2 separate regions of the Homo sapiens genome follow, and region 2 is linked to region 1. A link is an interaction called in ENCODE POLR2A ChIA-PET data of the cell type or tissue named here. Cell type or tissue: CD4-positive, alpha-beta T cell. All regions are shown on one strand. Links, peaks and the distances in the headings refer to the core of each region. The heading gives the core; the rest is flanking DNA.

What was found. Peaks named below come from ENCODE experiments on the same cell type or tissue, not always from the same donor. Only the 100,000 strongest peaks of a DNase experiment are listed, where the experiment ranks them.
Region 2: POLR2A ChIA-PET joins it to region 1 with 7 read pairs; 3 of 35 experiments call an interaction of 5 or more read pairs at or near these places.

What each region holds. Positions count from the first base shown.
Region 1 is chr6:16,655,386-16,659,786 of GRCh38, forward strand. It overlaps ATXN1 (ataxin 1), which reads right to left. Exons shown (of 8, transcript NM_001128164.2): 3 at 2,391-2,516. Among named protein-coding and RNA genes, the nearest start is that of ATXN1-AS1, 100 kb to the right of the region's middle. In CD4-positive, alpha-beta T cell, for the core only: no CTCF peak of the experiment used is centred there; a DNase peak (open chromatin) is centred at 2,586; H3K4me3 peaks cover 275 bases; H3K27ac peaks cover 2,015 bases.
Region 2 is chr6:16,729,597-16,733,997 of GRCh38, forward strand. All of the region lies in intron 2 of ATXN1 (ataxin 1), which reads right to left. Among named protein-coding and RNA genes, the nearest start is that of ATXN1-AS1, 29 kb to the right of the region's middle. In CD4-positive, alpha-beta T cell, for the core only: no CTCF peak of the experiment used is centred there; DNase peaks (open chromatin) are centred at 1,785 and 2,175; H3K4me3 peaks cover 1,115 bases; H3K27ac peaks cover 1,271 bases.

The DNA.
Region 1 (4,401 bases), core at 130-4,129:
GTGGCGCGTGCCTGTAGTCTCGGCTACTGGTCTGTGATGATGATTCCTGCCCTGAAGCTGTGTGTACCCCTGATGGCGTGATGACAAACACTAACAGAACAACACATAGCAGTGCATTTTATATGATGCAGGCCCTAAATGTGACAGAAGTTCATAAAGAGAGACCAGTCAGCGAAGTCCTAAAAATTCAGTGAAGACTTTATGAATGACAGCCAGGATAGTCCCAGTCTCATATGGTCCCAGCACAAGCTACGATTGCACCACTGCAGTCCAGCCTGGGCAACAAAGAGAAAGAAACCCCGTCTCAAATAAATAAATAAATAAATAAATTAAAATTAAATACATAAAAATGAATATAATATTCATAAAGCACTGTGCCACATTTTTTTTTAATGTTGCAAGGGAATAAATTATTTACTGCGGGCCGGGTGCAGTGGTTCACATCTGTAATCCCAGCACTTTGGGAGGCTGAGGCAGGCGGATCACCTGAGGTGAGGAGATCGAGACCATCCTGGCTAACATGGTGAAACCCCAGCTCTACTAAAAATACAAAAATTAGCTGGGCATGGTGGCACGCATCTGTAGTCCCAGCTACTCGGGAGGTTGAGGCAGGAGAATCGCTTGAACCTGGGAGGTGGAGGTTGCAGTGAACTGAGACTGTGCCACTGCACTCCAGCCTGGTGACAGAGCAAGACTCCATCTCAAAAAAAAAAAAAACAAAAAAATTATTTACTGCAGATGCTGACAGTCCTGTTTGACCAAAGGGCTGGCTGTCAAATGGGCAAATGGGGCCAGGAGGGACCCCCCGAGGACCTGGCTCCTTTCCTCCACACTGGTTGATACAATGAGCCCCTCTGCAAATGACCACCAAGCCTACACAGAAATTCTGTTGGGCAAGAACTGAAGTGGATAATTATTTAATTCATTGCACTAGAGGGAACTGAATTATAAATTTGCAGGAGACCTTGGAGATCAGTTAGGCACATACATCTTTAAAGGCAAGTCGTTCCAAGATGATGAGCAAGTTCTCCAAGGTGACCAAGATAGGTGGGGCAGACCTAGGCTTCAATTTGAGGACTCTGCTTCCAGGTAATATCATGAACGGGGTTGATAAAAAAAAAATTCCTGGAAGTCCACATTATGTTGGTGTATGCTCTGGAATGGTTTTATCATTTATTTATAGTTTAGAGTGTTTGAATTCCAACCCCCAGACTAAGACTGTCATTCAAGGGCCCATGTATACTTAAAAGTTACTCAGTAAATGTTTGCTGAACAGGACTTGGAAACCCCCATCATCTTTCACCTTGCCCATCACAATAGTCATGCATCATTTAATGACAGGGATATGCTCTGAGAAATGCATTGTTAGGTGACTTTGTCACTGTGCAACATCACAGAGTACTTTCACAGGCCTGGATGGTACACCCTACTACACGCCTGCGCTATACGGTATAGCTTATTGCTCCTAGGCTACAAACCTGGACGGCATGCTACTGTAGTGAATACTGTAGGCAACTGTAACACAATGGTAGGCATTTGTGCCTCTAAACACATCTAAACATAGAAAAGGTACAACCAAAATACAGTATTATAATCTTTTTTTTTTTTTTTTTTTTGAGATGGAGTCTCGCTCTGTCGCCCAGGCTGGAGTGCAGTGGTGCAATCTCGGCTCACTGCAAGCTCTGCCTCCCAGGTTCACGCCATTCTGCTGCCTCAGCCTCCCAAGTAGCTGGGACTACAAGCGCCCGCCACTACACCCGGCTAATTTTTTTTTTGTATTCTTAGTAGAGACAGGGTTTCACCGCGTTAGCCAGGATGATCTCAATCTCCTGACCTCGTGATCCGCGCGCCTCGGCCTCCCAAAGTGCTGGGATTACAGGCGTGAGCCACCACACCCAGCCCAGTATTATAATCTTATGGGACCACTGTAATACGTGTGATCTGTCGTTGACTGAAACTTCATTATGTGGCACATGACTGTATTTGATCACAAGACGCAAAAAACTTGCCATTAAATTGAATCTACTTCCTCTCGTGCGATTAATCCCTTATGTTTTCAGCTAAAATGGAGTATCTGGTAGATGTAGTTTATTTGCTGTTTGTGTGTTTAGTTGTTTGGGTTTGCTTTGTTTTTGCTTTTGTTCTTTTTTCTAACCACAAATACATTCTATTCAGATCATACTATTCTGCAAGTTTCAGAAACAAACACATAAAGTAAATGCGGTTGCTCTCTCAGTGCTCTGTCACTAGGACAACATTTTTTCAAATGTCCTGTTATTTAGGATGTAGAGAAATAGCAATACGCTTGAAGAAGAAGTTCTGGTACACCAGTGAAGTGATGCCCGATGACATTTAAAGCTAAAAGATGTCAAGTCTTTTGGATGACTTACCAAAAACCATTTGTGTTTCAAGACCATCCGTGCAGGCTGAAATCCACTCTTTCTCTCTTGTTCCTGGTCTGCAGCAGCACTAAGTTTGAAGCTTCAAAATAGACTCTTTCACTATGCTCCAGTATGCTGCAGTCAAACAAAACAAAATACCAAGTCAGAATGAAAATGCCACTTCAAGCAGTTAGTGGATATTCAGGGGGAAATCCCTGGCCTTTCTCAAATGTATATTTCATAACCTCAAACAAGCATGTTAATTATCAGGATGAAGCCATCTCACTGCTTATCTACATAAGGTGCCCTAAAATACTGGAGGTGGGGTGTGGGAAGGAAGAAAGAAAGAAAAAAAAAACAAGCATGACACTGGGGGAGGTAGCAGGTCTTGAAAATCAGAATGTACACCAGTGGGAATGCACTTGCAAAATTTCAAGTTTACCGATTGAAAGATGTGAATAAAGAAAAATTCAGTACGTCTAAGTGATTAAAGACTGATGTGCAGTATCAAGGGCAGAAAGTGAAGAAAGTTTGCTTCAAATGAAAGACTCAGACTAATCAACTGATGTGAATACTTTTTAAATAAAGAGCTATTAAGATGGAACAAAAAAGATAAAGCATAAGAGAGAGAACATTTTCCATTTTGCCCTATAAGTAGGTAATGCATGGGTTTCCCTTGTGTGATTCTTGATAAATACTTTCTCCACCCAAGCTGAAAAGCAGTAGTTACTTTACACACTGAATATGAAATGAATGTTTAAAATATGCATGCCTCTTTACCCCCACTCAGAGCAGCTGATAAAGCCTACACATTAGAACCTCGTCTGACAAGGTCACTCTGAAAAGTTCCTTTCTGCCTTGTGAGCTTTTAACGCTCACTTGTCACAGGCTGTTGTTAAAGCATCTTCTGATGCTTAGTCAAATCCACCCCACTGTTTGTTTTTTGACAATGGCCATTTGAGAGCCTAGAAACAGTCTTCCAAAGGTGTCTGCCTCCTTTTTTAGCCTTTTATGAGCTCATCCTCATCTATGTTGAAAACCCATCGGCTGACTGTCATCCAGTTCCCTGAGTATGGTGGCCACATCATACTTGTAACCCTAAACTCCATAAATCTCCAAAGGTCCCACGGTGATCATCAAAGATTGGATCAAGTGACCAAGTTGTAAGAAAGAGGATATGCTCGTATGCCTCAGAAGCTTACTGTGTGAATAACTAATTCCTTGAAAGCCTTCTGTAACTATTACTTTATGGAATAGTCAACCTTTTTTTCGGGACGTTTGAGGAGTTGTGTCTATCTGTGGTTAAATTCCTGGGAACACTAAAAACTTTTGAGGAGGAGAAAGTGTCTCTCCGTTAATGTTTAAACATGTGAGTTGAGATAATGCCATTCAATTTTCCATCTAGCCGGAGGAACAACTGCCTGAAAATGGCAAAAGCCTTTTTTATTTTTTGGATGCTATCAGTACCCACAGAAAATGGGGTTGTAAGGATTTTATTAGTTTTATGTAACTCAGCTCCCACTCAAATGTGTAAGGCAACATACTGATAGAAATCAACATAAGCCAGGAAGTTCAAAGCATGACAAACTGTCTTTACTTTACCGGCTTGGTAAAAACAGAATTTGGAGAGAGGAGGAGGATTTAAACAAGTTCACTGCAAGTTACTGGCTTGTATCAATCTTTTCTTTTTTAACTAAAAATATCTTGCTGCATTTCTCTTATTTGTTACCAACTTCATATCTCGAGGTATTCTATAATTGGAAGAGGTCCTTGACGTTTCATTCCAATGTCTTCTGCAAAGGAACCTGCTGACCCAGGGAGGTTGACATACCTCTTTTTAAAGTCATACAGAAAGTTAATATGTACTTTGACTGGATTCTGGGTTCAACCACTCATGCTCATTGACGCTTAATGGACATAAACTCATTTAATGAAATGTAATGCGGTTTTAGTTTGAAAAATTTACCAGTAGCATGATACTTCCTCATAGTACTCTCTTTCTGTTTTGTTTTTGCCATAA
Region 2 (4,401 bases), core at 154-4,153, 74 kb after region 1:
GGGAGATGTGGTTTAGCACCATGTTGCAATCCAGCCATCCAACCCTCATGGAGGTCTCTGAGTTGGGGGAACCTACCAACAACTGGTTTACTGAGATCTCACAGCCCACACTATGATGCTTTGGGTGCCACTAACTAAAAGGTCCCTCTTTTTAATTATCTATTGCAACGGTTATATTTTTGTTCTATGGATTCTGGCCCTCCCACCTGATTCCTGACACAGAGAAAATGGCCCTCTGAACATCAGTCACGTAGGGTACTTAAGGACTAAGTGCTTAGCAGTCTGTTTGGCACACAGTAGGTGCTCAATAAATGTTGATTACCTTTCTTCCTTTTTCCCCAAATGAATGAAAAACCTCTCATCTCAGAGATGGCAACAGATTAAAAAAAGAAACTTCAAAAATTGGCCAAGCGCGATGGCGCACGCCTGTAATCCCAGCAATTTGGGAGGCTGAGGCAGGCAGATCACTTGAGGTCAGGAGTTCAAGACCAGCCTGACCAACACGGTGAAACCCAATCTCTACTAAAAATACAAAAATTAGTCGGGCATGGTGGTGCACGCCTGTACAGCTACTCAGGAGGCTGGGGCAGGAGAATCACCTGAACCCGGGAGATGGACATTACAGTGACGTGAGATTGTGCCATTGCACCCCAGCCTGGGCAACAGAGTGAGTGAGGCTCCGTCCCAAAATAAATAAATTAATAAATGGAAATGAACAATAACTTGGAATTTCCTTTATAAAATTAGATGTCTGCATATTAAATGAAGTTTGTTACTGCTTGATTACAATTTAAATTCAAGATTATCACTAAAAATCCCTTTATAGGTAGAAGTTAGGGAAAAAGATGTGTGAACGCAAAGCTTTCTGGAGTTAAAGGGTAAAACAGTATGTATATATATATATATATATAAATGTATTTATACATATATAATGTAATATAAAATATTTATGTACAATAATATATTTCTTAATTCTACAAAATACAGAAAGAATATTATAAGAAAATGTCCCACCTTCCTTAGGAACCATGTGTACCAAGACTTTTTAGGAATAGCACCCTGCCTGAAGATTGTATTCTTGCCCACTGTTCTTTCCTAACAAAATTTCCCTTCAAGTTCTCCTTTCGTTGTGAACTTCAGTTATTGCCTTTCCACTGGCTAAACACAACCACACATATCTTTCAAAAGCTAATTGAAGCATAAAGAAGTTAAACATGATTTATTCCAGGTCAAATTTCAAGTCAGTGGAAAAGCCATAAATACAGACCTTCCTCTTGCTGAGTGTTCTGGGTGCCGGGCCATGCTGCAGGGTGAAATTTTGACTTTTGATTGGTGTTTTCAAAATTCCTTTGTGTATTTAAAAGTAGCTCATATTGACAAGATAGAAGGAAGAAGCTTGGACAAATGTCATTAACGTTGCACAATTTCACATTCCTGGACCTATCACAGGTGCCACTGGTTATTAACATATGCATGTAAAACTCCCTGAAAGACACTGTATAACTGGCTCAAATGCCTACAAATGGAAGGAGGTTTAGTAGCCTAAAATATACTCTATTTTTCCCTTTAAGTGCAACTGAATCACAATCCACGAGAAGCAGTTTGTGCAAAAAAAAAATGCTCTGCATGTAAGAGCTACACTAAACTGCACTAGACCCCGTTCTAAGATAAGACCCGTATTAACAGAGCCAGGGAAGAATGAAAAGAAGATTCTGGGAGTGCAAGATGCATTCAGGGGAAAAAAACATCACAAGCACTGAGCTGCAATGAGAAATGAGGGCATCAGAGTCGTCATAAAAAAAAATCACAAGCATGTGCAGATTAGACAGATAACGAGAGAGGCTTTTTTTTTCTTTTCTTTTTTTTTTTTTTTTTTTTTTTTTTTTTAATAAAAACGGAGGTCATTCCTCTTGCTTTCAGGAGCTTGAAAAATAAACCAGAGCGACCAAGGGCTGCAAGGCTTTGACCTTCTGGTGAAGACAGCCTTTAGCAGGAGGAACCTAATCCCAGGAAGTTGTCTGTACTTTGCTTTCTGCTACCACACTAGAAGATTACTTGATCAAACAAATGGGCATTTTTCCCCATGATATCTCTGTATCATGAAAAAGTACATTTGTCATTTAATTTTTATCTAATTGTATTGCCGTTTCCTTCTCCGCCTCTTTCTCCCACCTACCCCCACCCCTCCTACACTGGCATTCTCTGTGGTCAAAGAATCTGTTTCAGTATTAGTGTTCAATATAGCAAATGTCAAGTAAACACTCTACACATTTCCTGTGCTATTTAAAGCACCCTAAGCAATTATTTGCTCTAAAGTATTAAACTGTAAATTTTCTTAGCTGGTGCCAATTCCTATAGTAATAGCTGTCACAGAAAAGTACTTTAGAGTACTCAAACACGGCTTTTAAACCGGCAACACTCATGCTACATTTGCCAAGACTTTTCTAGTTGTCATATTTTTATAGCATGTTTTTGAGACAATGGACTAACTGCAACAAAGTGTCATATGTAGCTCTTTTTTCATATTTGAAGCTTTATAGGCACACTGTAGTCTTTCAACATAATTTTTCTCCAAGCAAAAAGATGAGATAGAACATAAAAATAGGCAGACGCACATGGTCACACTTCAATCTCATCGTTATACTGCTTGGTGTTACAGGCCAGAATCATGACCATTGGAAAATATCACTCCGGCCGGGTGTGGTGGCTCACGCCTGTAATCCCAGCACTTTAGGAGGCCGAGGCAGGTGGATCACTTGAGGTCAGGAGTTTGAGACCAGCCTGGCCAACATGGTGAAACCCCGTCTCTACTGAAAATACAAAAATTAACCAGGCGTGCTAATGGGTGCCTGTAATTCCAGCTACTTTGGAGGCTGAGGCAGGAGAATTGCTTGAACTCAGGAGGCAGAGGTTGCAATAAGCCGAGATGGCACCACTCCACTCAAGTCTGGGTAACAGAGTGAGACTCCATCTCACACACACACAAAAAAAAATCACTCCATTTGATAAAGCTCCAAATCATAATAGCTGATAAAAGAGTCCCCCAACACTAGTTCTATAAAGGGTGCACACTGTATTTACACATACAAATGCATGCAGCACTTGAAAAATATTAAGCAACCAAAACATACATATGTAAATATGTGCAAAGACTAATATACTTCTACATGTATGCCCTTATTAAGTACTTTTATGTTTGACTAGATGTGCTTCTTTTGAAATCTTTTTAGCTTCATTACATGTTTTTGTAATTTCATGGAAGTAAATTAAAAGTAACATAGTTCTAAATCCTAAACAGCTAAGACTGCATTAAATTGCCACCTCCATCTACAGAATTGTATGGCCCTTGAAAAACTTCCATGGATGAGTGCAATTTGCAACCAAAACCAAAAGCCTCTTTACCTATTTTTTAAATGTAGTGAATTATTCAAACATATTTTCCAACCGATGAAAGAATTCTCTTATTCCTGCCATGCCGGGACCCATTCTGAGTTTTACACCCACCATACCAGGTATTACTACTTGCTGAAAGCCTGCATTAAAGCATTAAGGGACAACAACAAGGTTACATTATCTTAACATATTCCACTTAATGGTTTTTGATTGTGTTATGAAGTGCCCTCACATTGGTTCCCAAAAATGTTTGCTATTTTAAGAGCCACACTATTAAGAACCACAAGTCAGCCAGGCACGGCAGCTCATGTCTGTAATCCCAACACTTTGGGAGGCCGAGGCGGGAGGATGGCTTGAGGCCAAGAGTTCGAGACAAGCTTTGGCAACATAGCAAGACCCTGTCTCTACAAAAAAATTTTAAAAATTAGTTGGGTGTGGTGGTGCACAGCGGCAGTCCCAGCTAATCGGGAGGCTGAGGTAGGAGGATCACTTGAGCCCAAGGGTTCAAGGCTGCAGTAAAGCTGTGATCATGCCACTGCACTCCAGTTCGGACAACAGACTGAGAACTGACCTCTTGGAAAAAAAAAAGAAACAGGCCAGGCATGGTGGTTCACACCTATAATCCCGGTACTTTGGGAGGCCGAGGTCGGGAGTTCAAGACCAGCTTGACCAACATGGAGAAACCCCATCTTGACTAAAAATACAAAATTAGCTGGGTGTGGTGGCATATGCCTGTAATCCCAGCTACTTGGGAGGCTGAGGCAGGAGAATCACTTGAATCCGGGAGGGAGAGGTTACAGTGAGCCAAGATCGTGCCATTGCACTCCAGCCTGGGCAACAAGAGCAAAACTCCATCTCAAATGAAAAAGAACCACTGGCTGGGTGGAGTGGCTCATGCCTGTAATCTCAGCACTTTGGGAGGCCAAGGTAGGTGGATTTCTTGTGGTCAGGAGTTCAAAACCAGCCTGGCCAACATGGTGAAACCCCAGCCACTCCGGAGGCTGACGC